3 separate regions of the Mus musculus genome follow, and regions 2 and 3 are each linked to region 1. A link is a loop called in an ENCODE intact Hi-C map of the cell type or tissue named here. Cell type or tissue: heart. All regions are shown on one strand. Each heading gives the region's core, and the rest is flanking DNA. Links, peaks and the distances in the headings are about the cores only. Region 1 holds the start of n-THgtg3 (a tRNA gene). Region 2 overlaps Gm34325 (a long non-coding RNA gene). Region 3 has its middle 11 kb from the start of Gm34325.

Region 1 (10,669 bases), core at 866-8,865:
AGAGATCATTGTAAGTAAGTTAGGGATGTAGCCAGCAGAGCTGAGATGTTCTGCTGCCCTAGCGTGAGCAGAGTGAGACACCTGCCTCTTGCTCTAGGTTCTAGGCTGGCCTGCAAGTTCAGCTCAGTGGTAGAGCACTTGGTTAACATGCCTGGGACCCTGCTTCAGACACCCAGCACCATGAAGAAATAAACAAGTTAATTAATTGTTTTAAAATTATATTCAGGGGCTCAAGTAAATAGACATACTTAACCAAGATTTTAAAAGACTAGAGCAGTCCAGACAGGGTTGTGCATGTCTCGAGCCCTGGCAACTTGGGACGTCAAGGCACCATGGGCTTCTGCAAGTTTGACACCAGCCAGGTGAGTTTCAGGCTACCCTGTATGGCTGTGGTCCTGATGAGATGAAGGTCCTGCCTTCTGACAGATAGATAGATAGATAGATAGATAGATAGATAGATAGATAGATAGATAGATAGATAGATAGATAGATAGAAGGATGGATGGATGGATAGATAGATAGATAGATAGATAGATAGATAGATAGATAGATAGATAGATAGATAGATAGATAAATCTAAAAGAGAAGAGCACACTTACCTGGCAAAAGAAAGACCATAATCGAATCGAGGTGGTTTTCTCAAGGTGAGGCCCATGCCTTGCTCCTGAGATGCACTGACACCTATGGTTTCTCCACTGCCACATGATCTGTGATATGGGGAACTGTATTCATGCTCCCCTTTAAATAAAAATAAATAAATACCAGAAATAAGAAAGAAAAACATAAGTACATGAGGGGTACAGCATCATAGAGACACTGTGTCCAATGGCATGAGCAAGAATGTTTGGAATTTGCCACAAGGCTTGACACTCTTTCCATTGGCCCCAGTCGCCTCTTTTACCCCAAATTACTCTGCTTCTGTTTGGTTTGCCGCTAGGGGACGCTATGTTGCTTTTTGCTTTGTACACATGAGCACATCACTTGCCTGTGCAAAGCTTGGTTTCATCTCAGGTAGAAACACTTTCAGTTTAAGCAGTAGTCTTTTTAGTTCTGGAGGAGGCCTGCTCATAACCAACAAAAATGCCATTGCCCCACAACTCTCTAGACACTTGTGACTTAAACAAGTTCTGTCCACAGCTGGCCTCCATGGGCTCAAAGGTACCAGAAGAGCCCTTATTATTTATTCTTTCTATTAAGTTTATTTTATTATTGCTGCTATTGTCACTACTCACCATCATCATCATCATGTGTGTGCATGGTGAATGAAGTGGGGCACATGCCATAGCACGTATCTGGAGGTCAGAGGGCAACTTTGTGTAGTTGGTCTGTTCTCTTTCCACCTTACGTGGGTTCCAGGTATGTAACTCGGGTCACCAGGCTTGGGTGGCAGGCATTTTCACCCACTGAGTCAACTTGCCAGGTCCCCTGTTAAGTATCTTTTCCTTAGTCTAAATGGTGCATTAGTTTCTTTTCTGCTGCTGTGATAAAACACCATGGCCAAGACAACTTATAGAAGAGTTTATCTGAGCCTGTTGTTCAAGATGGACAGGAGTGCATCGTGACAGGAGGGCATGGCAGTAGGAAGCAGGCATGGTGGGAAAAGCAGAGATGGCTGGCACTCTCAGCATCAGCACGAAGGTAGGTAGGCTTTACTCTCAAAGTCCCCAGTTGTGCTCCTCTTTCTAGCTAGGTAGGCTGCAGCGCCTAAACCTCTCCAAACAGCACGACTGACTGGGAATCAAGGGTTCCAATGCCAGGGCCTAGGGGGCATTTTCTCCTAACCATGGTGTTGCTTTGCCAGTCCTAGAAGAAATAGATTCTACAAATCAAAGGAGCTTAAAAACTCCATGTCCACCACGGAGGCCTGCCGACACTGGAGAACTTAGCCTACAATTACTTCCCATTATGGACTGTATCATGTTCCTCTAAAATTTGAATATCAAACTCCTAAAACTCATACTTCAGGCCAGAGCCTATGTGGAAGGCTCTAAAGAAGTTAAAATGGGACTAGTCTAGTGTATTCCAACAGGAGCCCTTCTATGAGAATTGTATCTCCAGAGAGATAACATGGGTGTGCACTCACAGAAGGAAGAGTGTGAGACAGCAGGGCCAGCATCTGCAAGCCCCAGCACAAGACCACTGCCATCTCCATCCACAGCCCTCAGAACTGTCTCCCACTGAGGCACTCGCTCTGCTGCACTTTGGTAACTTTCTGATCTGTCATCCCAACACTTAAGGGGCAGTGGCAGCAGGGCCACAAGGCTGGGGTGGCCTGAGACATTGACAACGTGACTGTTCCTGTCATGACTTAATTCAGAGCTTGAGCATCCAAAGAAATTAATTCACAACTCCCAGCAGGATCTTCGCCCATCTGATTAATTCCTCAGCAGGGTAGGAGATCCGACACTCAGCTACCTGTCAATAGCCCTGTCCGTGGTAAGGTGTGCTGTTTGATTTTGTGCAGGTAACTGTGGCTTCTGAGTTCATGAGAGTGGAAGCCAGCTACATCCTGTCCTGGGGGCAGCACTTCACAGCACCCCTCCCACTCTGCAGTTCCTCCATCCTCCCCATCTCCTCTTCCAAGATGTCCCCTGAGCCTCAGCAGGGTTATAATGCTATCCTGTCTAAGGCTGCACATCGGGCCTTTTGTTCTCAACACTTTGACTAAGAAGCTCTGCACTGGCTGCTCCCTCCTGAAGAAAGAATCTTCTCTGGCTAAGGTTAAGAGTGACAACATCTACATCAATACTTAGGAGACAATTTGGCAAGACTATTCAGGAAAATAACAACAGCCGGTTCTATCCTAGAGCCTGCGGCCTCCCAGGCACGAGCTTTTGACCAAGATTACATTATAAGGCATCAGAGTGCCTCCTGTGGAGCAGGCCTCAACCCAATCAGACACTGGTTATCACTCTGTAACATTTGTGCACCTCGTGGCACCTCTTGCCTGGCAGGCCTGTGTATGGAAGGCCAAGCACCAGGTAAGAAAGACCACTGATATCTTTCTCCTCTGTAGTCTGCATAGTACCCTCTGGCCCTCTGTAAGATGGCCAGCAGAGAGGAAGTCTCCAGGTAGATTTGTATCTTAGTTAGGGTTTCCATTGCTCTGAAGAGACACCATGGCCAAGGCAACTCTTATAAGGACAACATTTAATTGGGGCTGGCTTACTGATTCTGAAGTTCAGTCCATTATCATCATGGTGGGAAGCATGGCAGCATCCAGGCAGGCAAGGTGCTAGAGGAGCTGAGAGTTCTACATCTTCTTCCAAAGAGAAACAGATGACTGGTTCCCAAGTGACTGGGAGGAAGGTCTCAAAGTCCACTGCCACATTGACAGTTGACGTATTTCCTCCAACAAGGCCACACCTTCTAGTAGTGCCATTCCCTTGTATATGCCAAGCATATACAAACTACCACAGTGTGAGATTGGTTGTTTTCTATGTTCTGTAGCCAAAGGGACCACACACTTCAGCAACAGGGTCTTAGTGTATAGTCTCACCATGGCAGCTAAGCAAGGCCAATGCAGAAGTTGGGGTTGGAGACCTCTAGGGCATCTCTGACCAGTAACTCCCATACTTTGCAATTTTCATGTAATAACCCATGTAGTCTGAGATTGTCATTGTCCACCCATGCAGGATAATTCTGTTAAAATTGTTTTTGAAGTCCTATTTTGAAATTAGAGTACTAACTTAGTGGCTTTCCATTAGGCTTTGTACACACCCTTAGCGCTGGTTAACCCACTCACTCTCCCCTCCTCTCATGAGAGCCTGCACCATCCCCACTTAACCCTCAGCCCTCATTTCCTCCCACACATTTTCCGCTAGCCCTCTATGTTTCGACTGTGAGGTAGCAGACTTCCACAGCGCTTAGCTGCCCAGGCCCCAGCTCCCTGACCCTTTGTACCATCTACTTTCTGCCTCTCTCCTTTCATTTACCTATAATTTACCACCCTCCCCTAATGTGCCCCCCAAATGCCCCTTCCTGGCTTCCACTGTGCTCCAGGTTAAACACACAAAAGACTTGACGCTAGGATCCACAAATACGAGAGAGCATGTGACTTTGTCCTTTGGGACCTGAGTTCCCTTACTCTGTACAGGTTCTTGCAGTTGCTGCAAATTTCATTATTTTGTTTTTCTTCAGAGCTGACTAGTGCTCCCACTAGTATCAGTGGGATATGTATGTATCAGAGGCACCGTTTTCTCAACCATCCATCTGTGGACCGACATCTCAGTTGATTCCATTTCCTGGCTATTGCACCAAGCATGGATTTGCACACATCTGTGGTAGGATGTGAAACCCACTGGGTGTGCGCCCAGGAGTGGTGTCGCTGGGTCATGTGGCAGTCCAGGTTGTCGTCCTCTGAGACACTTCCAGGTGTCTGCTTTACAAAGTGGCTGCACTATCTACAAACCCCACAACAGTGTGTAGGAGCTCCCCTCGTGTCACACACACCAGCAATGGTTGTCATTAATGATCCTGAGAGCCGCCATTCTGACTGGAGAGACATGAAATCTTAATGTCGTTTTACCACATTGACCTTTTACTTACTCTATGACAGAAAGCTTCTTCCAATTGGTCACTTCTAGAATAATGTCTGGAAACCACTCCCTGCTATCTATCTTCCGGACTCAGGAAAAAGTTTCAGGTCTTGGGACAGGAGTCAAGTCCCACAGGAACTCCTCGAGCCCTCTTATGAGTGTGGAAAGATCTAGAAACAAGAGACCAGCTGACGCGGGCGTGTGTGCCCTTGACCTGAGCTTATGTCAGGTGACAAATGCAGCTGGAAAATCAACCACTCTGGACCAAATGCTTCGTCCGCAGCTTTGTAGTCCTCCATACTCAGTATTTTAAGAGCAAAATGAGTCTTGTTTGATGAATGATGGACGGAGGGGAAGAAGAAAAGGGAGTGGAGAGGAAGAACTTGAGTGTGGAACTTCTGGAGAAGCCAGAGGGATGCCTCAACTAGGTCAGATGTGTCTCCCAAATTAATTGACTCCCCTAGTTTCTGCTTCCCAAGTCAACCGCTTGGGATAGAGCGCCTCCTAGTGGAGTTAAAGGTCGCTGCTGGAAAAAAAAAAGTTAAGAGCTGATGGGAAACCTGGAGAAATCTAACCAAAATGGAGACTGCTGGAGCTGGGATGTCCGCTGAAGGAACTCTTAACACCGCCTGCTTCTTTACGGGCACTCCAACCTAGAAAAGGTGGTGTCTAGTGACAACATTTATAGCATAAAACACAAACAAAAGCGAACAAAACAAAACAGTTTTAAGGTGAGAGCAGGGAAGGAGGGTGTCGATTGGCCGCTGAGTGTGCCAACTGGGTCATGGTGACGTCATCCCAGGCCAGGCTCTCGGGGGCTCTGGCTCTCACCATTGCCAGCCCAGAAGCCTCATCAGCCCAGATAAGCAGAAGAAATGAATCCCACCAATCTTGCCCAGGAGTCTGAACAGAAAACAACACAGTAAGGTGTACAAGCCAAGCCAAGAACTCAGGGGCTTGTCAACAGCAATGGTCCCTCTTCCCTGAAGGCAAGTCTAATGGGCAGGCAAGTCACTAGATCAGCCTGATCTGACGCCCAGAAATCAGAGCAAGGAAAACAAGCAGAGTTCCTTAGTAGAGGCTAGGTTGTCCCATCTCCAGAGTGACAATATTCCTGTCCAGAAGGGCAGCTGTCAACCTGAGCATCCTCCTGCACTCCACCCCACCCAACCCCACTGCCAGACCCTGCAGCATCTGGGTCATGCTACATTTCCTTAGCTTCCTCTGCATTCTTGGCCGTAGATATGGGTGACCAGTGGGGTATCTCAGATACCAGGTGTTTCTGAGCTGTGTTTTCTTGACTGTTTTACTGTGTTCGTAGAGAGTTGACACAGCAACAGAACAGCCTAGTTCTGTCAACAGGATGAAAGCTCTCACGTGAATGGAGATCTAACAACTCCAGCTACCCAGAAGCTAAGACAGTTTGTCAATCATCTTGCCAAGGGACCACCCCTAGGAAGGCTCACCTTAAACCATGCTAAAGAGACAAATGGAACAATTATCTCTTTAACAAAATGCTATACTTTGGCTTCCCGGAATGTCTGTTCCTGGTACAGTTCCTACAAGCTGCTATGAGATCCTGCTGGGTCTGCCCACCTTAATGAGTCCTGGTTTTAAAAGCTGTAAATATTTCCTTTTGGTTCTTTCTTGGCTATTTCTCTGCTTCCAGAGCCTATATGTGCTTTTCCACTATAGTAACTGGGCTTCCTTACTCTTTCTCTGATGCACCCTTCCTTTCTGGCTTTACTTAAATGGCTTTTCCCTTTCACTCTTTCTCTCGACATTCTCCTCCTCTGGGCTGCTAGATTGACAAGTTGCCTGCCCGGAGGAACTTTCCTTTCCTTTCCTTTCCTTTCCTTTCCTTTCCTTTCCTTTCCTTTCCTTTCCTTTCCTTTCCTTTCCTTTCCTTTCCTTTCCTTTTCTTTTTTAACTCTATGAAATTGTCCACTTTGAATAAACCTTGGCTTTGCTTCACTTTCAAACTTTTCCTGCCTTTGACTTAATTAACACATAAAATGGACCGCTTGCTGCACCCTAAATAATATCAGAGTGACTGTTCCTTCCTCCTTCGTCATCCAAGCAAAAGAGCAACTGTCTTGACCAGGTCAGTTGTGCCTGGTTGGAAGCAGCCATCATGACTGAGCCAGTGGATGGTTGCTGTTGGTCACAGGACTCTCCCTAAGACCCCAGTCACTCTTCCTGGGCACCTGCATGCCATTCTGCTCTAATTTCATGTGACCTCGGGTCTCCAGAGACAGTTTACATGCTGGGGGAGGTTGACTGAAGGGGACTCCCTCTATGTGACTTCAGGAAGAAGTCATCTTGCTGGGTGAAGACTTTCTAATGTGGCCACTTTATGGTCACCTGTCAGTAACCCCTCACTCAGACTCTATAAATAAACCCAACAACCTTCTAGTTCCTGAGGGACCTCTGACAGAACTGTACTTTCTTTGTTACTGGGACCTTAGAGAGGGAGGTCGACCTGGTTTATGTCTCCCTCAGGAGGGAATGCTTGCATCTCTCCCAAGCCCTGGTGTGGGTGCAGCTCATGGGAACAGGGCTAGCAAGGCCAGCCCAGGAACAGCTGCCACAGTCCTGGTGACTAGTCTGCTGGGTTTGGTGATACTGCCTAGATACATGACTGTTCACACAAAGCCCAATGGGTTTTCACATTCACCTACTATATTTTGTTCAGCAACACTTGTAAGGCGCAAGCTGTCCTGTTATGTGGCTTTAAACTCACCAAATCTCCTAAAATGCCAGGAGACCCAGGGAAATTACAGCCTGCGAGGGTGGTTTTTGTTGTCTTTTGTTTGTTTAGGGACTTAGGGGGTGGGGCTGCAATGAAGTCTTGATTTTCTACACTGTTCAGTAAGCTGTTCTGATGGATTATGGGTGAAAGACATTACAACACCTATCTTTCCCAGGAATGTTTCCTGACTTGCTTTGCCATCCCAGAGCCCCTAGGAGGAGCTGGAGAACTTCATTCTTCTCTGGGTCCTTTCTTGACAACCACACAGCCACCATCAAGTAAGCATTCAAGAGCTAGGTGGAAAATTCACTTCCATTTGGCCTAATGCCGAATAATAGACCCGAATTTGTGGAGCTTGAGGGTTTTTTTTAAGAGCACACAAAACAACGTGATAATTTGCTTTAATGTGAGGTAGACTGGGAAGAGGAGAAAAACACCAGCACCCACGAGGCTATCTTAGCACGCCACAGTGACCACAAAAAACTAGTCCCTTCAGTGTGGTAGTATCTTTCATTTGTCATATGATCTGAACCAAAAAAGGTTCGGTTTGTTTTCCTACCTAACCCTAATTTTAATTCTAACCCCTAATTTTCGCATTGTTCCTATAATTCCTATGCCCTCCGTGATGAACTCTTAAGTCTTGTAAGGTTTTTAAAAGACTAAAATGTGATTAACCGTTGAATTAGGAAAATAGAAAGTACCACGCAGAGATATTAACAAAAGTAAGGTGACTAAACCAACAAGCTGTAAAGTCAGTCGCTCGTGACATAGTATAGTGTTTTTGAGAATTAACCACGCATTATAATGCCTTCATCATGAGCAACAGGGACATAGGAGAATTAGCCCGGGCATTACAACGCCTTCACTAAAAAGGCGCCCTTGCCGTACCATTGTTGCCACAATGCCGTGACTCGGATTCGAACCGAGGTTGCTGCGGCCACAACGCAGAGTACTAACCACTATACGATCACGGCGAGCTACCGGAACGCCACACTGTGCTGTGTAACCAGTGCGACTCTTGAGACAGGGACGATCCATCCCCTGCCATCCCTATGCTGATGTACTGGGGGGGCCCCAGCGAACCACAACGATTGACCACAGTCTTCTTGAGTTTCTATTTGGCTTGGAAACGCACCACAAAAAGACAGCCATGAAAATGCTTGGCAAGCCCAGCGTGGTGGCGCCTAGGAACCTAAAACTCGGGACGTTAGAGGCCAGCCTGTCCCGAATCAGACACAGACTCAAAATTAAAATTAAAAATTAAATAAAAAAAACAAGGAAAAAAAGAGGCCCAGTCGGCCGCTGTTACCACTGCTGCGAAGCGGAGGGCTTCTTTACGCTAGCGCACAGATCTAGCCAGGGAAACCAAAGCGCCTGCGCACACTCATAAGTCCCGCCGTTGATAGGCAGAAACAAATGCCAGCAACCCGATGACGTCAAAAGGGGCGGGGCATCCAACACAGAAGAGACCAAGGAAGGAGTCCTGACCTTAAGTTCCCGGTAGCTCGCCGTGATCGTATAGTGGTTAGTACTCTGCGTTGTGGCCGCAGCAACCTCGGTTCGAATCCGAGTCACGGCATTGTGGCAACAATGGCACGGCAAGGGAGCTGTATTTTATTCTTCTGTTCGATTTTAATACTTAGCTAACATTCTAGAAAATTAATCTCAAACTGCCTGTTGAGAATTAGGGTTTTATACCAGCGCGGGCTAAATTAAACTGCAGGCGCACAAAAGCTTCCAGTATGTTAGAGGGATGGTGTTTGCACCCGAAGTACAGAGAATTGCGTCAGCCAGAAAAATGCAATGTATATATCTAACTGTTTTCAATATATATTGTAAAAATACGTTGGTTTTTCTTAGTCTCCTATACATACTTTTTACAAATTTCCATCAAAGCAGTAACGTAGACGCCGAAGTGATTTAAAAAAAGAAGAAGAAGAAGAAGAAGAAGAAGAAGAAGAAGAAGAAGAAGAAGAAGAAGAAGAAGAAGAAGAAGAAGAAGAAGAAGAAAGAAGAAGAAGAAGAAGAAGAAGAAGAAGAAGAAGAAGAAGAAGAAGAAGAAGAAGAAGAAGAAGAAGAAGAAGGAAGAAGAAGAAGAAGAAGAAGAAGAAGAAGAAGAAGAAGAAGAAGAAGAAGAAGAAGAAGAAGAAGAAGAAGAAAAGAAGAAGAAGAAGAAGAAGAAGAAGAAGAAGAAGAAGAAGAAGAAGAAGAAGAAGAAGAAGAAGAAGAAGAAGAAGAAGAAGAAGCAGCAGCAGCTCCGCAGAGGGTGTGACATTTGAGATAGCTTTTACAAGGAGAATGGGAATCTGTCAAACAGCAATTTAATGTACAAAGGGTTGAACACAGTCATTAAAAGGCTCTGTCTGTCGTGATTCCTCTCCTAAGTGTTCTCCCTGGGTCATTTTTAGGACCTGCCCGCTCCCACAGCGCTCTAGGGCCTGGCTCGGCTGACAGCTAGAACCTCAAGAACCTGTTGAGTGAATGGGCGCCAGTCGCTGGGGGCGGGAAACGACACTGAAAGCCGCGTGAGGGAAAAGCAGGCGGATGTCCTGCAGTCTGGGACGTGAAATAGTGAAAGGATTTAGCTGGTGTTTTGCGAGATCTCTGGTGGCTCTGCAGAGGAGAGTAAAAAGTGGCCACTTTGAACTCACTTGTGAGAAACCACTGGCACCTTCTTGGTTTAGCAAATATCACTGCCTCTCTGTGGAAGCCGTCACAGGCTAGGCGCCGTGTGGGTGGGAGCGCTGATGGACAAGAAGAAAACCGGACCGAGTCCCAGTTGCCGCCCAATGGGGTCAGAAGTGGGCGCAAAGCCGAGCGGGAGCATCAAGGAGAGAGGATTTAGCCATCCTAAATGTGGGATAAGTGGGAGAGGCTGCAAGGAAGAGAGAAGTCATGGGGGCGGAAAGCCGAAGCTGACCGGCATTCAATAGAGTTCTGTCCAAACTGCTAACTCAGTACCGAGGGCATCCGCCGCACTCTCAGCAAAGGTCCTCATCGGTCGCTGATATAGGGTGCGGGGTGGATCTGCAGCCAGGAGACCCACTGGGGAACGGCCCTGCAGGCAGGAGAACTCTGCAGAGTCCACTGGTAAGGGTCCAGGCCCCGGAGACCGGCTTCCCCAAGACAGTCACCTCGGGTCCCCGGATGCTCAGGAGGTCTCCGGCCACCTCCAACATCTCTCGCAAGCCCCAGATTACCGAACCAAAGTGAAGCCTAGTTAGCGGCGAGAATTCAATGCGCCTGCGCATCGCAGGCTCTGCTAGGTTGGAGTCCCGCCCAGCACACGGGTCATTTAGTGACGCAGGAAGTGGGAAGGCCTATGAGTATTGAAGAGCATATTCAGAAGAGCAATATTACAGGTCCCTGGTAGCTCGCC
Region 2 (10,669 bases), core at 1,514-9,513, 200 kb before region 1:
AGAGAAGGAGGCTCTCTTAACCGCAGAGCCATCTCTTCTGCCCAAAAGAAAATATATGGCATTACTAAAGCACAGACTGTAAAATTCATGTGTGTTTTAATATTTAAAAAAGAAGACCTCAAAGAAATTTTACTACCATCCTTAGCTTATCTGACTGAATTCTTATTCTCTCGGGAGTTCTCTCTGCTCTTAAGGGTAATTTGGTGACTTAAAAATACCAGGAAATCCTAAGAAAAATAATCTTATTTTCTTAGAGTGTTCCAAGATGTTCCAATCATTAAAAACTTCTATAACTCATACAAGATTGAAGAATTTTTTTTCTTGGTTATTTAAAATTTAAGGCCAGCAAAATTGCTCAGCAAGTAAAAGTATTTGCCATGCAGTCTGGTGACTTGAGTTCTATTCCCAGATATGGTGGTAAGAGGAAAGAACCCCTGAGAGTTGTCCTCTGACCTTCACACATGTGCTGCTTGTGGATACACACACACACACACACACATACACACACACACATGCACACACACACACACACACACATGACATGAACACACACAAGGACACAGACACACATATACACCGAATAATGAGCCTTCACTTGTTTTTCTTTTGGGATGATGTATCTCTATGTAGCCCAGGTTGGCCTTATCCGAAGCCCCCTGCCTCAGTTTCTCAAGTGCTAGACTCATAATCGTGTGTCACTATACATATGGCATGCATGCACTATGTATACCTACAACCTTTTAACATGCTAAGTAAATTTTCTTATGTAATTTTGTGAGCAGGCCTAACTTTCTACCATTTTTTCCCCTCTTCCAGTGACCACAAATGCTAAAAATCTCTTTCTGCCCATGTTACAAATAAAAGCTGTGTGGTTGGGTTTTGTGTGGAGGCCCAGGAGAAGGAAAAAATGTTTCCCTGAGTCAAATCTGAGACACTGAGTCTGAATATCATCCACACATCCTACCTTCAGGGACACAGGGACTGAGCTTCCTTAAGGACCTCAAAGGCCCTTTCCAGTACCATCACCTCCATAACCAGAACCTTGTGCATTTATGGCCCCTGGAATGGGCCACAGTAGACACAAAGTTACAACCGCTTTACAAGACATTCTAAAACCAGCTTCCCTCAGCAATTCCTTCTCTGTTTTTTTTTCCTATTAGTCATTTCCATTCTAAATATACAGCTATGTTATCACTTTCCCACTTAACAGGGAAAACAAAGGAAAGCTCTCTTGGCCTCACTTCCTCCTCTGGCAACTGTTTCCACTGTCTCTACAGAAAGGCACCATCCCTCCTCCCTGCCTGCAGCTCTCACATGCTTCCTCTTGCAAGCTACTTCACTTCGGTCTCTACCCTCACCTCTCCACCTAACTGTTCTCATTACTCTTTTGTCTTCCCAAGGCTCATGACCTTCCATCTCAAATGACCATCAGCAGCAGTGCTATCTAAAGGGCTTGAAAGTGTGTTCTTTATATCCTGCCTTGTCTTGTCTACATGCATATATTCAACTGCCAAGATTTCCACTTTACTATCTGATGGGCCTGCTCCAAACTGGATTTCTGGTCTTTCCTGCCAACCCTGCTCCTCCCTGGCTCCTCCTGTTGAGCTGAGGCAATCCTATCCTCGCAGGGAACAAGCAGCCATTAGCAGATTCATTACTGATTCTGCTCATTTCCTTGTTTCACACCAAGTCCCCAGGGAATGTGCCTACTTAAACTATATCCAGAATCCAACTGCTTTCTAGCACTCAGGAAACAGAGACAGGTGGGTTTCTGTGATCTCAATACCAGCCTGGTCTACATAGCGAGCTCTAATCCAGCCAGGGCTACACAGTGAGACTGAAAAATAGCAACAACAAGCCAGAAATAACAAAACTTTAGTTCCTTCATAATTTCACTGGGGATGTGGGGGTCTGTTTTCTTCTGGTTGTTTGCTTTTCTGGTGTGTGTGTGTGTGTGTGTGTGTGAGAGAGAGAGAGAGAGAGAGAGAGAGAGAGAGAGAGAGGCAGACAGACAGACAGACAGACACACGCACACACAGAGAGACACAGAGAGAAACAGAGACATACACAGAGTCAGAGACAGACAGAGACAGACAGATACAGACAGACAGACACAAAAACACAAAGACAGAGAGAGCAATGTTAGCTTCTTCAATTGCTCTCTTCTCTGTTTTTTGGCACAAGGTCTCTAGCTGAGCACAGAGTTCACCTATTTAGCGTACCAATCTGCAAGCCCTCTGGACTCTGCCTTCCCAGAGTGAGGACTATAGTGTCTTATATTTTGCATAGGTCCTGGCGATCCCAACACAAGGTCCTCATGCTTTAGCGACTGAGCCATCTCTCCAGCCCTCCCCCCATTCCAAGAAACTCAACTAAGGTCTTTTACATGTGGTTGGCACGAAAACAAAAGTTGCTGATTCTTGCAAACTTCTGTTCCACGCACCGAGGAGCCAAACGGATACTTTTCATTCCTCGTGGACTGAATCATTTCTGTGTGTTTACATCACTGAGACTCAAAGAGGCATCTACTTGCCACTTGACAAATGTGGACTCACATGAGACTCCTGTGGGAAAGAACTTCATGGCAGTCTTAGAAAGGTCATAGGAAAGGCGACCAACTGCTCTCCGTGCTACCAGCCCGTTACAAGAAAAGCTACAGAAACTCCTAGCTTATCACTATTCCCATCCAGCATGCATTTTACCCTCACCACTGCTGTCAGTCATATATTTTTGTGGGATTTTTAATCTTAAACTCACCTAAATACTCCTCCTTCTTCTTGGTTCATGCTTCCACAGACACAGTAAACTGTATCCTAAAAGGAGAAAATGAACATTACTAAATAGGTAATTCTCAAGGCTTACTGTACCTCTGAGAGTGCCAACTGCAAACAATAAGACTTTGCACTTATGATTTTGTTATGTAAATGTTCATTATTTGGGGCCCCCTATTTGTATTCTAGCATTACTTTTTTTTTTCCTACAAAAGATAAAGGAATAATAGGCTTCAGAAAATAAGAAGCAATGAACAATAAACACCTGTTAGAGCTGGGGAAATCCATAATGCCTCAGAGAACATTTTACAAATAGATGCAAGTATAGGATTCATAGAAACCTGGTGTCAAAGAAACCAGGATAAACTTAAGGGTAGAATGGCAACGCTCTTCTTAGGACCTTTGTATTAGTCATGGTTCTCCAGAGAAGCAGGCCTGAGATTCTTAAGGAACTGGCTCAGGAAGTAGATGGATCTGGCAAGTCTAACATTTGTAGGGCAGCTTGGTGGGCTGAAAATTCAGGTTAGAAACTGTAGTTGCCAGCCTTGAATCCAAAACTCCCAGGGTGGGGCCACAGGCTGCCCAGGCTGGGTTTTCATGTTGCAGTCTGAGAATTCTTTCTCCTTCAGATATTGTCAGTTTTGACATGCTGGTCCTCAGCTGATTGGATAAAGTCTGTACCCCAAATCCACTGATTTAAATGCTAGCCACACTTTAAAATGCCCTCTTGTATGATGTAACTTCTGCACTGGTATTTGACCTATTGTGAGTGGCAACCTATTCAACTAGATGCATAAAATCACCTATCTAAAGGTAGCCAAGCGGTTCCTCAGAAAATTGGACATAGTACTACTGAAAGATCCAGCAATTCCTCTCCTGGACATATACCCAGAAGATGTTCCAACTTGTAATAAGGACACATGCTCCACCATGTTCAGAGCAGCCTTATTTATAATAGCAAGAAGCTGGAAAGAAGCCAGATGTCCCTCAACAGAGAAATGGATATAGAAAATGTGGTACATTTACACAATGGAGTACTACTCAGCTATTAAAAACAATGAATTCATGAAATTCTTAGGCAAATGCATGAATCTGGAGGATATCATCCTGAGTGAGGTAACCCAATCACGAAAGAACACACATGATATGCACTCACTGATAAGCAGATATTAGCTCAGAAACTTAGAATATCCAAGATACAATTTGCAAAACTCATGAAACTCAAGAAGAAGGAAGATCAAAGTGTGGATACTTCGCTCCTTCTTAGAATGGGGAACAAAATACCCATGGGAAGAATTACAGAGGCAAAGTTCAGAGCTGAGATGGAAGGAAGGACCATCCAGAGACCCCACCCTGGGATCCATACCATATACAACCACCAAACCCAGACACTATTGCATATGCCAGAAAGATTTTGCTGATAGGACCCTGATATAGCTCTGTCTTGTGAGGGTATGCCAGTGCCTGGCAAATACAGAAGTGGATGCTCACAGTCATCTATTGTATGGAACACAGGGCCCCTAATGAAGGAGCTAGAGAAAGTACTCAAGGAGCTAAAGGGGTCTACAACCCTATAGGTGGAATAACAATATGAACTAACCAGTACTCCCCAGAACTGTGTCTCTAGTTGCATATGTAGCAGAGGATGGCCTAGTTGGCCATCAATGGGAGGAGAGGCCCTTGGTATTGCGAAGATCATATGCCCCAGTATAGGGGAATGCCAGGGCCAGGAAGCAGGAGTGGGTGGGTTGGGGAGGAGGGGTGGGGGGCAGGGAGGGTATAGGGGGCTTTGGGGATAGCATTTGAAATGTAAATGAAGAAAATATCTAAAAAAAAGTTATTGATACTATCACACACACAACACACACACACACACACACACACACAAATGTAGCCAAGGGATATTTTTCCTCTATTATTCTCCCATTGAGGAAGAAAAGCAACTCTGAGACTCTAGGACATATGCAGGAGCTCTGGAAAAAAAAAGCTAAAGTAAGTTATTTGAAAATAACAGACAGTAATCAAGTGGTTTTGATATCCAACGCTGCTTCTAAAGATTCCACAACTGTGAGTCTAGCCCTTAAAGTTCAAGAAAAAAAAATGTAGTGACATAGATAGCAATATTTGATCTTTTTTTATCTAATCAAATTGTCAATTACCATTGATACCCATTTGTTACTTAGACCCATAAAGTAAAAGATAAAATTTGCAACAACAGCAAATTAAATAATAAGATTAAATTGCAAATCTTAATTTAAAAAAATCACATAGACTGAATTTGGAAAATTCATTTCTGAACTGAGTATGTTGGCTCACATATCTGTAGTCCTAGTACTTGGAAGTCTGAGGCAGGAGGACTTCCATAAGTTCAAGGACAGCTTGGGTTATATAACAATATCCTAACTCAAATAATAATTATTTTTATTATTATAATTATTATACAATTATTACAGTTGTTTCATTCTATCTATGGTATAGATAAATATTAAGTATATAGAATAACATTCGAATAGTCAGTGAGGAGTAATAACAAAATACTACGAAATATAATTTATTATACCTAAGTGTATTTTTTTAAAAATATCTAGCTGAGTTCAAGTTCTTTGAGCTTAGGGAAAATTCTGGAAATTATGTATGCTTAACTCCTTTAGCAGTGCTACATTTTTTTTTTAAATACAAAGCATAACAATCTTTGACCCAGTTAATCTGTCTTTGAGAATGGCATCTGGCAGCAGCTTAATTAATACCTAAGTGAATGCAAACTTTGCAAACCTAGGCTAAAAACCTCTAGTGGGATAGCAAAAGTCCAAACCAGTTTTTCTACAACATTCCCTCAGAACATCTACCTATCTCTCCATCCTCCCTGGCTCGCTTCTCACTGTCAGCCCCTGCAACTCCTAACACTGCCAATCAAGAGCCAAGTTGAGATCTTAAGAAGTATCCTTTGCTTCTACCTTAAGGAACAAAGTCTTCTTAATTTGTCAGATGTATAGGAAATGACTTAATTCCTTTCTTTCTTTCTCTCTCTCTCTCTCTCTCTCTCTCTCTCTCTCTCTCTCTCTCTCTCTCTCTCCCTCCCTCCCTCCCTCCCTCCCTTCCTTCCTTCCTTCCTTCCTTCCTTCCTTTCTCTTTCTTTCTTTCTTTCTTTCTTTCTTTCTTTCTTTCTTTCTTTCTTTCTTTCTTTCTTTCTTTCTTTCTTTCTTTCTTTCACTTTGTTAAACCATGAAAGAACAAAATTATTGGCTTTCATTGAAATTTAACTTACCGGCTACCCATTTTCCCCGTGAACTTTGTGGGAGTGAAGGTGTTTACCTAGCTGTGATGCTGGGGATTGAACTCACAGCTTTGTGAGTAGCAGCCAAGTGCTCTACCACTGAACGACATCCACAGCAAATCTGTGTCCTTGACTTGCATGGATCCTCTTTGATCACTCGCACAGTTTAAAGAATTAGTTTGTGTAGAGTAGCCGTCTGGATTTTATTAGCACGTCTGCACCCATCTATGTTAAAACGGTTTCAGATTTGTGGACAAAGCTCATTAACGAGTGACGACAGTCTTAGGAATAAGGACCCAAGAAAGCTAGTTTCAACAACGCAGCCTCCGGTTCAAGGACATGGATTTGCCGAGAATGTAGTTCAGTGATAGAGCACTTGCCTGGTAGAAAGCATTGCCTTCAGCTGTCACTGTGCCTTCCTGTCGGGGGGTTTGGCTGCATCCCTGGGGAGGGCCTTATACAGCCCTTTTCTTTCTTTACTCATCGTAGATTAGCAAGGGTGCAGCTCTGCCCCTCTGGACAGTGCAGATGATATACAGCAGCACACTGATAATCATTTCCTGGCTGATCTCCTATTTTGGAGAGGGATGTTTATTTTTACATGTGCACAGCTGCTGATACATCACAAAAGTCAGAGATGTTTAATCCCCAGGACCTCGGCTGCTATAGGCACAGAGTTGAAGCCACACAGTGGCAGCTTCCGCAGGCTATGGGCCCCACTGTCATTAGCAATAAAAATTAATCTTAGGGCACATTTCCTGAAAACTTAGGAATCTAATACGCTTTCTTTAAAATGTACAGTATAAAGAAGAAGAAGGAGGAGGAGGAGGAGGAGGAGGAGGAGGAGGAGGAGGAGAAGGAGAAGGAGAAGGAGAAGGAGAAGGAGAAGGAGAAGGAGAAGGAGAAGGAGAAGGAGAAGGAGAAGGAGAAGGAGAAGGAGAAGGAGAAGGAGAAGGAGAAGGAGAAAGAATAGAATTCTGGCATATTTTTCCATAGTTTCTGACAAGAAAGATTTTCTTAGGGAAATGAGAAAGGCTCATTTATCATAAAGATGAACATGGTAACGTGCTGGGGCTAGGGAGCTGTGACAAGAAAGAACATTTTTGCTATAAGGTGAGATATGAGTGTAAAGTGGGATGTGGTGGCTTCCTGACTCTGACCCGGTTGCCTGATTTGGAGTTGAATTCACACTCCTGCTTCTGGGTAAAGCTATTTTGATAAGCTAAAATCTCAGAGTACTGCCATTCATGTAAAGGCAGCAGCCAACGATGGGGAGACACGCTGCCAAGGTCAGTGTGTCGCTGGCAGCAGAAAATGCAACTCAGCAGTGTCCACTGCCAACGCTGCAGCCCGAAGAGTCCCTTGGAGCCTCCCGGGGCCTCTGCTCAGGTCCTTGACTTCCACCACAGGAGGAGATCCTGGATGAGTCAGCGGATAAAAGTTAGTGAGCTTGTCCACTAAGCAGAAAGATCTGGCTCACTTCATGAGAGTCAAGCGTGGGGGTTAGGAGAGGAGGAGCGAGCATTCCTAATTGCCTGGGCAGTAACTACATAAGCGATTTGGGGCTCTTAATTAATCTGCAACTAAATTTCCATATTGGGGAAATCACATTCTGCCATTCCACTTTTCCATATATTTGGAACTATATCCATGACGATGAGGCTTTAAATTGATTTTAGCTGGAGAAGGACAAGCTGTAGAGACAATACATTGCCCAAAACTTTTAGTGACTTATTCATAGGTCACTAAGGGATTGTCTTTCAGGCATGGATCACTAACCACTTTTAACAATCTCATTTGTGACATGTTACCTAGAAAAGGCAGTATAATTCTTTTACAAGTGACCTGGTTAATTATGCTGATATTTTGGGCAGGAGAAAGTAATCAAAACTGGAAGGGCAGGCTGGAGAGATGGCTTAGCAGATAAGAGCACCAGCTGCTCTTCCAGAAGTCCTGAGTTCAATTCCCAGCAACAACATAATGGCTGGCAACCATCTAAAATGGGATTTGATGTCCATTTCTGCCATGCAGGCATATATGCAAATAGAGCATTTATATACATAAATAAATAATCTTTAAAAGAAGGGAGGGATACTTCTTGTGATGCCTTTGTTTTTTAACACTCACTGTCTCAAATGTGACAGTTGGGTTTATTGTGTTAAAAGACCAGATCAGTACAACTGCTGTGCTATTCACAAATATATCTGGGGTGACATCTGAAAATAAATTGTGAAGAAAATGGTAAGGCTTGTTTTGTTTAAAAATTGTGTAAGGATGTGACTTCACTAGGTTTCTTGAAGCTCCCGGTATATCCCTATATCTAAGAGTGGGCATATTGTTCCAAATGTGATGCTTCAAGCAAGTGTGAACTCTGACTTCAGATGGGGCGGAATATTGTCCTGAGTGACAACCATGCACAGAGATTCCTGTTCATTCTTGCCCTCCTAGTAGACCATACTTTAGCTGGTGAGATGAAGGAAGTGCTGTTTGTATCAGATAATAACTACTGCAAAAGAATCGGCATCTTTTGCTATGCCCCTCAGAATACACATTTGGATCTCAGGGAAACCTCAGGAGACTGGACAATGAGCAGAGTACAGATAAGGGAAACTGTTCTAGCCTGCAGCTACCCAAGAAAGGTCACTTTTGCTTCAATTAGGTTCTAAATACTCTAATCCAAATGGAACAATCTGGAATGTTTCAATGGATTTAAAAAAAAAAAGTCAAATGATTTGGAGCAATCCTGACCCACTGAAAATTCTCTCAAAGAGAACCCTTTTGCCCTCAAAAGCTAATATTCTCCATCTGCAATGAAGTTTTTAGAACCTTAACCTACCCGAAGTGTATGGACAGACAGGCAGTCCTGACACATCCCAGGATTTACCAGTGAAGGGAGCAAGGAGAATGGGGGTGTATGTTTGTAACTCAGCACTTAGGAGGCAGAAACAGGGGGATTGATGGAGATCCAGTCCAGCTTGACCCAAAACAAAACCCCACCTCACTAGAAGGCACCTAGACATAGAGCATTCTTACCAAGCAGGAAATTTACCTTATGTGTCCACTACCCATGGACACTAGCTTCCTTTGAGAATAAATGCTGACACTCTGTGTTCCAAAGATAATTAGACAGGAAGCGAAGAGTGAGGTGATTAGGAGACTTGAATTCTAGAATATGATGGAAATTCCCCTGGGGATCTCATGCTCACAAGGGACCAAAGTAAAGATGTAAGACCAGCAGGGAAACTCTTGCACAAGCTCCAGTAGCTGGTACCCTGGAGGGGTTAGAGTTGGAGCAGAGCCATATTAGACATCCACCTTGCTGCACAGGTATAAGAGGCTGTGGTTGTATTATTGAATCAGTATCTGGTGTCCTTGCCTTTGCCCACATTTAACAAGAGATTCTCCCAGTGCACATGACACCCTTCAAAGTCACCGCCACTAAAACATGGATTCCCAACAGCGAAGGTTCAGACTGGGCAGGTGTGTGGTAGGAGAGTCAGCATCACTTTCTACAAGATAACTAGGATCAGGATTCCAGTCCTCACAAATTAAAGAACCCTGGCTACCAAGCTTACAGAGCAGCCCAAGAAGCAGGAGCACTAAGGTACTTTAGTTGGTGGGGGAGGGTGCCTGATTTTGTAATTTGGCGATCCAGGTGATCAGTCATCAGAAGAGCCTGAAGTGAACTGATTGGCGGCAGAAATGCGCTCCTCTCATGGGGGAAATTTCTTAAGTGTGTGTGTGTGTGTGTGTGTGTGTGTGTGTGTGTAGACTCAGCAAAGAATCTGAGGGGCTGAGCAATTTGATGGTGAAGATAGGTTAACTAATGGAAAAGATTTATGTTATTTACCACATTACAAAAATATCTAACACGTGCAGAGCTGCTGTGACTAACTGACCCCCCCCCCAAAAAAAAACCACATCACCCAGGTAATGTGTCAGTAAGACAGAACATAAACACAACAAAAGTATCTTCCTGTCTACTGCGTGAAACCCTGGAAATACACTCATGCAATATGGGCTGGTCATTGGTGTGGGCACTAGCTTTGATTTGGCTTCAGTCACGATCTTTGGAATTTACACACACACACACACACACACACACACACACACACACACACAAGCCTTCATTCATTACTGTTTGTTTTCTAGACCCAAGATGGCTACCTAGATGAGCTCAGAGAAAACTCCGTCAATCCCCTTCACTCTAGAGTTCACTCAGTCCCCTGCTGGCTGACCATCACCAAGAGGACACTTAGAGACTCTCTAGCCCACTGCCTAGAGGTTGAATTAGCTCTCTTATAAATTACTATGTTCTTCTGTCATAATGAAAGCAGAACTGTCTGCTCCACAGCTAATAGTAAGCTACTAGTTTGCTTACAACCTTGTTAACTTCCTGTTATTTAGTATGGGTTAGGAAAGACTCTGTCAGCCCTGAGGCTGACCCCTAACTGTAGATCTTTTCCTGAGAATCTGACTCACCCAGGCTGAGTCTAGGAAAACATGGTGGTTTGGTTCCAACTCCTCCGTTACAGAGGTCAATCAAGCAGGTCTTTACAATTTCTGGGAGTGTGTACTGACTACTTTTATGTCAACTTGATATCAATTAAAGTCATTTTGGAAG
Region 3 (10,669 bases), core at 1,651-9,650, 180 kb before region 1:
GAGGAATACAGAATGTCAGAGAAGCTCCTGAAAAAATGTTCAACATCCTTAATCATCAGGGAAATGCAAATGAAAACAACCCTGAGATTCCACCTCACACCAGTCAGAATGGCTAAGATCAAAAATTCAGGTGACAGCAGATGCTGGCGAGGATGTGGAGAAAGAGGAACACTCCTCCACTGTTGGTGGGATTTCAAGCTTGTACAACCACTCTGGAAATCAGTCTGGCGGTTCCTTAGAAAATTGACATAGTACTACCGGAGGATCCAGCAATACCTCTCCTGGGCATATATCCAGAAGATGTCCCAACCGGTAAGAAGGACACATGCTCCAGTATGTTCATAGCAGCCTTATTTATAATAGCCAGAAGCTGGAAAGAACCCAGATGTCCCTCGAAAGAGGAATGGATACAGAAAATGTGGTACATTTACACAATGGAGTACTACTCAGCTATTAAAAAGAATGAATTTATGAAATTCTTAGGCAAATGGATGGACCTGGAGGGCATCATCCTGAGTGAGGTAACACATTCACAAAGGAACTCACACAATATGTACCCACTGATAAGTGGATATTAGCCCAGAAACTTAGGATGCCCAAGATATAAGATACAATTTGTTAAACGCATGAAAGTCAAGAAGAATGAAGACCAAAGTGTGGACACTGCCTCTTCTTAGAATTGGGAACAAAACACCCATGGAAGGAGTTACAGAGACAAAGTTTGGAGCTGTGACGAAAGGATGGACCATCTAGAGACTGCCATATCCAGGGATCCACCCCATAATCAGCTTCCAAATGCTGACACCATTGCATACACTAGCAAGATTTTGCTGAAAGGAATCAGATATAGCTGTGTCTTGTGAGACTATGCCGTGGCCTAGCAAACACAGAAGTGGATGCTCACAGTCAGCTATTGGATGGATCACAGGGCTCCCAATGGAGGAGCTAGAGAAAGTACCCAAGGAGCTAAAGGGATCTGCAACCCCATAGGTGGAACAACATTATGAATTAACCAGTACCCCAGAGCTCTTGACTCTAGCTGCATATGTATCAAAAGAAGGCCTAGTCGGCCATCACTGGAAAGAGAGGCCTATTGGACACACAAACTTTTTATGCCCCATTACAAGGGAACGACAGGGCCAAAAAAAAAAAATTGGAATGGGTGGGTAGGGAAGTGGGGGGGGTATGGGGTACTTTTGGGATAGCATTGGAAATGTAATTGAGGAAAATACATAATAAAAAAAATTACCAAAATAAGTCGAGCAGTGGTGACACACACCTTTAATTTCAGAACTTGGGAGGCAGAGGCAGGTGGATTTCTGAGTTCAAGGCCAGCCTGGTCTACAAAGTGAGTTCCAGCACAGTCAGGGCTATACAGAGAAACTCTATCTCGAAAACAAACAAACAAACAAACAAACATTACCAAAATAGCCTACTGAATAACAAAGCTACATTTTCTAAACTTCCCTGTCTTGGTAGTCTCTTGTCTTGGTAGTCTCTCAGAGGCAGGGGGAAGATGAGGTATTTTGAAATCTAGTTTAAGAGAGATCTTAATCAGGATTGGGGAGGGGTGATGGTTTAAGGACGTGGTTACAGAGAGCAAGGGTCTGGAGACCAGCGGCTCCATCTTGTCGGTAAGTGAACAACCTGACTAACTGAACAGGTTGGTGTTCAATCTAATGGAGTTGTTTTAGGTTGAAATACTTAATTCCAGAATAAAGAATTGTTTCCACTGCCTGTTGGGAAATTTCTCTGTTCTGGTATCTTAGTGGTGAAATGGGAAAAGAAAGCATTGCAACTCTAAACTGTAACCTGTGGGGACAGCAGCTTCAAAGTGGAGAGGTCTCCTTGCCTCTCTTCCTTCTGCTTTTGAAGGTGTGGGGAGGATGTTGCAGTTAGTTGGTTGGTCTTGTTCATTTCTTTGGTTTGTTTAAGGGGTGGCTATAGACTGAACCCAGAAGATTGAACACAGAGCACGCACTCTGCCATTGGCCTATGCCCAGAACCTGCTTTCTTTTTAATTTTCATTTTATGTATTTTTAATTTCTGCTATGGTATCTTTGCATTTTTACAGCATCCTTTTAAATGGTATTTTTCCCCCCTCAAAGCTTCCTTTCTAGGGAGGGGAGCCTGCTATATCTTCTTTTACTATCAACAGTAGATCTTAAGGTCTTTAAATGATGTTTTCTTGCCAATTGTATGCATTTCTTTTCTCTGGAGGTATTCTTTGAGTGTCTGAGGTGATCTTTAAATCATATGTTTAAGAGCAAAGACTATCATACCATATCAGCTAAGGAAGACAAAAAAGCTCTTACAGTCTGCTGTATAACACAGCACAATAAAAATGTATTGGCTCCTGGTATATAAAAGAGATCAACGGTCTTATCCCCCTGTGAATCATGTAGACAACAATAGTGAGCAACCTTCAGGCAAGATGTGGCATGGCTGTTATGGTAGTAACCAATCACTTTCTGATTCGGTTTGAGACCTGCTCCGCAGATAAGAACTCGTGTCTGATTAGATAAATTGGTGAAGATACCGTGGCTAATGGAGCCCATAGACCCTAAGAGGAACCTACGACCATTGTTTTGCTCAGTGCTCAGTTATGCTGTCAAAAAGCTCAGTTATGGTGTCAAAAATACTCACGTGTATACATATATATTAGTGTCTCACCCAGTCTTCATCAGTGATTTTTTTTACTGCGGATGGCAGTTAATGCAGAAATAGCTGGCCCAAGTGTCTACAGTAAATGACGATGGAGTTCTTAGCCCTAAATGAAAAAGCATGCCAGAGCCATTACATGCCTGACTCATTGCGGCTGTGGTTATCTGCGAAAGATCAGAGCCCTCAACATTTCATCAAGGATGGGGGAGGAGCCATGAAGCCCCTCCCATCCCCTATATTCTGATTAGTGGTTCACAGTTCTGGGGGGAGGGGTGTCAACATTCTGTGGTGTCACCACTGTTAAGTTGCTTGTTAAGTTCTATTAGGTAACCTCCTGCCCATACTCAGGCAATAATAAACTAACCGAACTTACTGGGTCACACACAGAAAGACACAAAATCAAGATGGAGACTTTCTAAGAAGAAAGGGTCCAGTGAAAAAGAGAGGCAGACGGACAGACAGACAAACAGACAGACGGATGAAAGAAAGGATAGCTGGTGGTAATAACTAAAATTCATCATGTTCACATATGAAACTGTCTCACCATAAAAGGTTTTGAACTTTGTGTGGACATTTCACCTTGAGTGATCTTAACACAATAAAATAAAACTGTGGAAAAACTCTGAGACCCACAACAGGGATGGTACAGGATAGGAGGGAGGCTGAGGCCGCCTAAGTCTGAAGAGTTCCTTAAACTTGGAGGCTTCTCCAGTTCAGGCTAATGAGTTTTCCAGTGGGGAATGTCTGAAGAGGTGAGTCTGGCTGCCTGCGGGGCAGTGGGTGTGGGGGAAAGAGGAAGTGGGAGATAACCCGTGTGCTGCCATGTGGGAAACTATGGACCCAGCCCTTGGGGGTGGACAAGGGGGCAGCCCTAGGTACCAGGTTCTCAGCCTCCAGCATCCCATGCTGGATATCACGGAATAGCCAAGAACAAATTGAGTACCTGGGGGCGGCTCGGTCAGCTCCTGGGCAGAAAGGAGGAGAGAACAGGGGGAGAGGGCAGCACTGGATGGTTCTCACACTGGCAAGAGTCCTTGGTCCAGTTCCTGGCTGGAGCACAGGAAGGCCTTCCAGCGGGAGGTTAGATGGGGCTCCTTAGGGGAAAGCCTATCCCATCGTTCAAGCATGACGGGCCTTGATGAGCAGAGACAGTCTATGGTTTTAGAGCTTTATTGTAGAAAGGCAGGGGGAAGGAGAAAAGGTAGAAAAAGAGAGGCTGGCCATGGCTAAACACTGGTCCTGGCTGCCTTGAGGATGAGGAGATTCTCATGCAGACCAAGTGATGCTATGTAACCTTGCCCTTCCCCCAAGTTATCACTTATTGGTGAATAAAGATGCCTACAGTCTATAACTGGACAGAAGACGGGCAGGGTTTGGTTCCTGGGCTTGGAGTCCAATGCAGGAGACCGCAAGAGAGTGGAGAGAAGATGGAGTAGGTGAGTCATGAAAACATGGCCATGAGGGCTACCCAATTGAAGTTAATAATTGGAACATGGCAAATTAAATAACTTGGGGTTATTGAGAGGAGAGTAGATGCTAATAGCTAAGAGGGTAGATATCTGCCCTCTAGTTCTAGCTCTAGTGCTTTAAAGGCTTATCATAAGTAAAAAAGGTTTTGTGTCTTTTATCTGGGAACTAATGGGTAGAAACTCTCAATTAATATTAAATATTTACCACAACAAATTGGAGAAAGGAGAGAAGACATCTATGTTTCATATTGACTTTCACAGAATTTTCACTGTGAATACAGCAACCCTGCCCACCACTGTGACTTGTATTTTTATCTCAGACACTTTTATCCATTCAGAGGTTTCTAGTGCCCCATCACTTGCGCTTCCCTCACTGATGGTTTACTGGTTACCATTCTGTTGGGAACTAAAAAGGGGGCCCTGGGGAAGTGGGGGAAGGGAGAAAGACCCACGCCCCTCCAGAGTTCCACCTATTCTCTGGTCAGTCAGGCATGGGAGGACTGCCATACATCTTCTGCTCATTCCTGGGTGGGCATCCTCTAGCCCATTCTTCGGGGGGTGGCTAAGGGACAGCCCTACCTGGGATTCCCAGAGCTACCTTGCTAAAGTCCCAAAGTTATAGGAGAGAGGTATGAGGGAAGAGGTTCCCAACATCTGCGAGTGTGCGCACAGTGGATCTTGATGAGAAGAGACTCTCTATGGTTTTAGAGCTTTATTATAGAAATTCAGGGGAAAAAAGAGAAGGGAGGGGGCTAGAGAGGAAGAGAGAGGGGGGAGCAGAGGAGAGGAGAGGAGAGGAGAGGAGAGGAGAGGAGAGGAGAGGAGAGGAGAGGAGAGGAGAGGAGAGGAGAGGAGAGGAGAAGACAAAGAGAGAGGAAAGAGGAGAGAGGAGTGAGAGAAGTGAGAGGTAAGAAAACAAAGGGGTGAGAGACAAGTAAGAGAGCAAGGTGGGGCTGAGCAGCCCTTTTTATGGTCTTCACTGTTGCTAGGTAACTGGGGAGGAGTTTAGCCTGAAGGTCAGAAGCTTGAGCCATTGCCTACGTGACTTCTAGCCATACTTCTCTTGTGTGTTTGGGGGTTGGGGGGAGGCAACTTAGGCAGGGGCCAGAGTTCCAGGAGCATAAGGGAACGCCTACTGTGTCACATAGGTGAATTATCACTATTTCCGGGGTTCAGACCTCAGCTCAACTGGAGGCCAGCCTGTCTGTGCAGAGCCCAATGCCCCACACCACTCCACTAAGTCAGATTCCACTCTTGCATCTGCTCCATGGCTTTCAGAAGGTGGTCGCTGTTTTCATTTTGCCCAGTGTCTTTGTCCTTGTGTGTTTGTACAGTTTGACATAATTGTCATTTTAGAGGGTGTGGGACAGGCAGCAGAAACAAAAAGATGTTCATTCAATCACATCTAACTAGGATACCTGCAACGTCTAGTTCTGTTATTTAAAATGCACTTTAAGCAAGGAAGGAGTAGATGAATAACTGACCATGATATTGAGGTGTTACATCCTGGGAAGTTTATGGGAAGAAAAGGAAGAGTCTGTCTAGGAGACGCTTCACTGAAGAGATAAACTCTTAACAAGTAAGCTTGAAGGCTTCTGTCCCTCCCTCCCTCTCCTCCCTTCAGTACTGGCACACTAGGGGGTGCTGCCTACCAAGAAGTCTCAGCGGCACCCCACTGAGCCTCTCCTGTTAGTTCTTTCAGAACCCAATGAGCTGCTTCCCAGAACTCCAGCCTTCAATTTCCCACTTGATAGCCCTGCAGGCAGAGCAAGGGGACAAACTTCATCAGTCAATGGTGTAGGCCAGTCCTCTATTCTGCTAGAAAACCTAGCTATCAGTAAGAGAGATGGATGCACTTCCAAATTGGTTACTTCTTTCGAAATCCTTTCTCAGCCCAAGGGACAGTAGCTGCCCTATTCCTCTGCTGTTCCTGTATTCTGTTACCCCTAATGGTTTTCTTCATTTTACCATAGTATAATTCTTTTTCAAACCATTTAAGATTTTTTTTATTATAAAACTTTCCAGGCAAATGCAAAAGGGGGGAGTCCAGGTGCCCAGCTCCCAGTTTCTCTCTGTGCATTAGTTTTATCCTGTCTACTCTTTCATGTCATATGGCTAGAGAATTTTAAATCAAACTCAGAGATCATGTCACATATGTCACCTCTAAATAATTCAATGTGCATCTCAAAAGAAATATGTGAATAAGCAGAGTGTGATGGCACTCAGCTGTACTCCAAGCACTTGGGAAGCCAATGCCGAAGGACCACTAGATCAACGTCAACTTTCACAATGAGACCTCATCTCAAAACAAGAAAAAGAGAACTATGCAAATAGGTTTTTTTGCATAATCACAATGCCATATCTTGTCCTTAATTCCTTAATGTCATTCAATATCCAAAATGCTAATTTCTTCTATTACCTAAGAAAAAACTGTAATTATCCTGTAGAGTCAAAATTAATAACAAAAAGTTACTCATTTAACTTAGTTACATCTCTTGAGATTCTTTTAAGTCTTGGAAGTTTTGTGCATCTCTCAGTCTAGTGCAGTATCACCCCCCCCCCCATTTTACTTCTGTTTGAATTGATTTATTGATAGAGTGAGAGTCCAACACCAAGACCCTCTTCTGGTATTAGAGATGTTACTTTATTCATCTGTTTTATCTTATACATGCAATATTTGCACTAGAGGTAAAAATAATTTTTTTAAAAAGTATTTTATGTGTATGAATATTTTGCCTGCATATATGTCTGTGCACCACAGCATGTCTGTGCTTACGATCCCCTAGGACTGGAGGTACAGAGAAGATTGTCTCCCCTCAGCCCTCCTTCATGTAACATGTGGGTGCTGGGAATCATACCTGAGTCCTCTGGAAAGGTAACAAGTGTTCTTAAACATTAAACCAACTCTCCAGACCCTTCTGATTATGATTCTCAAGATCTCCCTGGGTAGGGAGATGTCTCAGTGGATAGTGTTTGGTGTTCAAACATGAGGACCTAAGTTCAGATCCCTAGGACCCATGTAAAAGATGGGTGTGATTATGAGCATAAACAATCTAGTTTCTTCACTAGCCAGCCAGAATCCAGGGGAAAATGGGAACACTAGGTTCAGTGAGAGGTCCTTTCTAGAGGAAATGAGGCAGAGAGATTGAGCGGGACACCTGAGCTCCTTTTGCCTCTGCACATATCTAGGCATGCATAATTGTACATCCATGCACACACACACACACACACACACACACACACACACACACACAAATTCCTTCTAGGTAGTGCTGTACTTTCTATGCACCGATAATGGTACACATAATGTTAATTGTTTTAGTTCTTGTGGCTCTAAGATTGATCTTTGAAGCGAGATATGGTGGTGCATACATATAAAGGAAGATCTTGTGCTTCAGGCCAGCATGAGCTACACAGGAAACCTTGTTTCAAACAATCCAAAGCCAATTTATTTTTAACTAATTTCAGGCTTAAGGAAATGTTACAGAAACAACTTATCATTTCCTCATAGCTTTGTCTAATGCTAGCATCTTATATAAGTATCACCATCAAGAACAAGAGGTCAACCGCAGTATAATGCTATTATCTAGAGCACAAAACTTATTTGAATATTAGGATATTTCCACTTCCATTTGTTTTTGTTCTAGGAGTTTATACATTAAATTTAGTTTCATTTTGCTTCATCAAGAATATTTTTTTTTTAGTGGTAGGACAAAATACCAGACAGAAGCAACTTAAGGGAAGGGCCATTCATTTTTTACTATGCTTAATTCCCAAAGAATATTTTGTATGTTTTGAAACAATTTAATATTCAACATTAGGTATAGGATCCTCAGTTATGGATAGTATTCAATATTCATTAATGATATTTTTAGGATATGAAAAGATATGAATATAAAAGTTGAACAAATGTTTATGCATTATTTGATTCTCAAAATAATATTATTAATGTTTGGTATATAAAATACATTTAAATAATAAAAATTTATGAAAGGAAAAAAAAGAATATATTTTTAGTGGTAGGACAAAATACCAGACAGAAGTGACTTAGGGGAAGGGCCACTTGTTTTAACCAGTCTCAGGATGAGAAAAGTACAGCAGTGATCACAGCAGTGAGGACAGCCCTGTCCACTGCAGCGGGAGAGAAGGCAACTTGCTCATAACTTAGTGATTGGCCAGCGAGCTCAGGCTGAAACTGGAGCCAGATCTGATCCTCTCCTGGGCCATCTAGACCCCATGTCCAGAAGGTTCCACAACCTTCTGAAATATCACTACCAGCTAGAAACAAGTGTTTATTTAAAATAAGCCCACAGGAGACATTTCACACTCAAACCATAGGATCCTAACCCTGGGCCCCAACAGGCTCATTGCCATCTCATGGTGAAAATGCATTCAAATCCAATTCCAAAGTCTTTAAGGTCTTAAAGCTCCAACACTGTCTAGAAGCCCAAAGTCTTTTCTGAGATGCGAAGCAATCTCTTTACGTTGAGTACCTGTAAAGTCGGGAACGAAATTACGTAATTCCAACATAAAATGGCACAGAATAAACATTCCCATTCCCAAAGGAAAGAGTAGAGAAATAACAGATAACCGCCGACCAGAGACTGAAACCTAGTGTGGGAAACTCCAAACCCTGCATTGTCCACCATCCAGGACTCTGGTGACCTCATCTGGAGTCCAGTGGGTGTGGGTAGCCCTTGAACCTTGGTAAAGGCCTCCATAAAGGCTGTACCAACTCTTGTATCTCGCATGCCTAAAAACCCAGTACCACATGAACAGTAACATCAAGTTTTGCAGCTAGCACAGATCTACCCTGGCCTCTCTCACCACAACTATAGTGACCTGTGTAGTTGGTAGCCAAATCTAGGGACAAACTTTCCTCAGAAGCTGTTTTGAATTAGGAAACCCTTGCATGAATACTCTTTGTTTAAGCATTCTTTTTCACGTGAATCTCCATTTTCATACCCTAAAGCCTTTGGTTGGGTAGGCCTTTGCCCTCAGCAGGCCTTTCCTAGTGTCTCAATGCAGAGAGTAAGGCTTCTCCTTAACCCTGCTTATTCCTTTAACTACTGTGGCTCCTTTGTCGTGAGAACTTTGCTCACAACTTTAACTGGGCTCAAATATCTTTCTTGGCTAAATTTCTCTTTTTACATATTTCTGTTCTTTCTCACCATAAACTTGGCTAAAAGACAAGAGTAAAAAAGCCATCAGACTCAGACAGGAGTATAGATAAATCAGTGAAAGCTGTTCAGGGAATTAAAGTCAGGAAAGGTTAGCTGAGTCCAGAAAAGTTGTAAACAGTAATGCCAGCCAGTGGGGTCTCCAGGGAGAGAGTGAGGATTGAAAAGAAAAAGACAATTAGACAACATTATAACAGCCAGTTCTGAGGCTGAAGAGGGTTTATCCTTTTCCAGTCTGCTTTTATATCATTCTAGATACATACAAACAATATGGCCAGTCCTAAGTTATAAACAAAGTAGTCAAGAAACAAACAAAGCATAAACTGAGTAGTTAAGGAACAAAGCATAAACAAAGGTCCCATAATTACTGTATTCAGGGTCTTAACAAGACCCATCAAGATACAAAGAACACCACATTTTCTGTATCCATTCCTCTGTTGAGGGACACCTGGGTTGTTTCCAGCTTCTAGATATTATAAATAAGGCTGCTATGAACATAGTGGAACATGTATCCTTATTACATGCTGGAGCATCTTCTAGGTATATGCCCAGTAGTGGTATAGCTGGGTCCTCCAGTAGTACTATGTCCAATTTAGTGAGGAACTGCCAGACTGATTTCCAGAGGGGTGGTATCAGCTTGCAATCCCATCAGCAATGGAGGAGTGTTCCTCTTTCTCTATATCCTTGCCAACATCTGCTGGCACCTGAGTTTGTGATCTTAGCCATTCTGATTGGTGTGAGGTGGAATCTCAGGGTTGTTTTGATTTGCATTTCCCTGATGACTAAGGATATTGAACATTTCTTTAGGTGCTTCTCAATCATTTGAGTTTCCTCTGTTTAGTTTGTGTTTCCATGATCTGTTCATTGAGGAGAGTGGGTGTGTTGAAAATTCCCACTATTATTGTGTGGGGTTCAATGTGTGTTTTCAACTTTAGTAAAGTTTCTTTTATCAGTGTGGGTACCCTTGCACTTGGAGCATAGATGTGAAAAATTGAGAATTCTTCTTGGTAGATTTTTCCTTTGATGAGTATGAAGTGTCCTTCCTTATCCTTTTTGATAACTTTGAATGTCAATATCAGAATAGCTACTCCAGCTTGTTTCTTGGGACCGTTTGCTTAGAAAATTGTTTTCCAGCTCTTTACTCTGAGGTATTATCTGTCTTTGACACTCAGGTGCATTTCCTGTATGCAGCAAAATGCTGGGTCCTGTTTACATATCCAGTCTCTTAGTCTATGTCTTTTTATTGGGGAATTGAGGCCACTGATGTTAATAGATATTAAGGAATAGTGGTTGTTGCTTCCCATTATTTTTGATGTTATTTTTATGTTTGTGTGGTTATCTTCTTTGGGGTCTGTT

The links. Peaks named below come from ENCODE experiments on the same cell type or tissue, not always from the same donor. Only the 100,000 strongest peaks of a DNase experiment are listed, where the experiment ranks them.
Region 2: it touches region 1 in a loop (2.3-fold over the local background); 4 of 42 quality-filtered maps call a loop at or near these places.
Region 3: a loop joins it to region 1, with 9 times the contacts of the local background. A loop is called at or near these places in 24 of 42 quality-filtered maps.

What each region holds. Positions count from the first base shown.
Region 1 is chr2:122,375,563-122,386,231 of GRCm38, reverse strand. It overlaps Gm39918 (predicted gene, 39918), which reads right to left. Exons shown (of 3, transcript NR_166177.2): 2 at 600-738. n-THgtg3 (a tRNA gene) reads left to right here and starts at 8,798; the gene lies at 8,798-8,869. n-THgtg5 (a tRNA gene) reads right to left here and starts at 8,264; the gene lies at 8,193-8,264. n-THgtg4 (a tRNA gene) reads left to right here and starts at 10,667; the gene lies at 10,667-10,669. It also overlaps the pseudogene Gm24409. In heart, for the core only: CTCF peaks have their summits at 5,043 (motif pointing left) and 7,500; DNase peaks (open chromatin) are centred at 4,341, 4,701, 5,321, 8,721 and 2 weaker places; H3K4me3 peaks cover 2,184 bases; H3K27ac peaks cover 1,638 bases.
Region 2 is chr2:122,572,406-122,583,074 of GRCm38, reverse strand. It overlaps Gm34325 (a long non-coding RNA gene), which reads right to left. Exons shown (of 3, transcript XR_003953895.1): 2 at 2,758-2,813. Among named protein-coding and RNA genes, the nearest start is that of Gm34325, 8.0 kb to the right of the region's middle. In heart, for the core only: no CTCF peak of the experiment used is centred there; a DNase peak (open chromatin) is centred at 1,574; H3K27ac peaks cover 1,389 bases.
Region 3 is chr2:122,553,630-122,564,298 of GRCm38, reverse strand. No RefSeq gene overlaps it. Among named protein-coding and RNA genes, the nearest start is that of Gm34325, 11 kb to the left of the region's middle. In heart, for the core only: a CTCF peak has its summit at 5,757 (motif pointing right); a DNase peak (open chromatin) is centred at 5,788.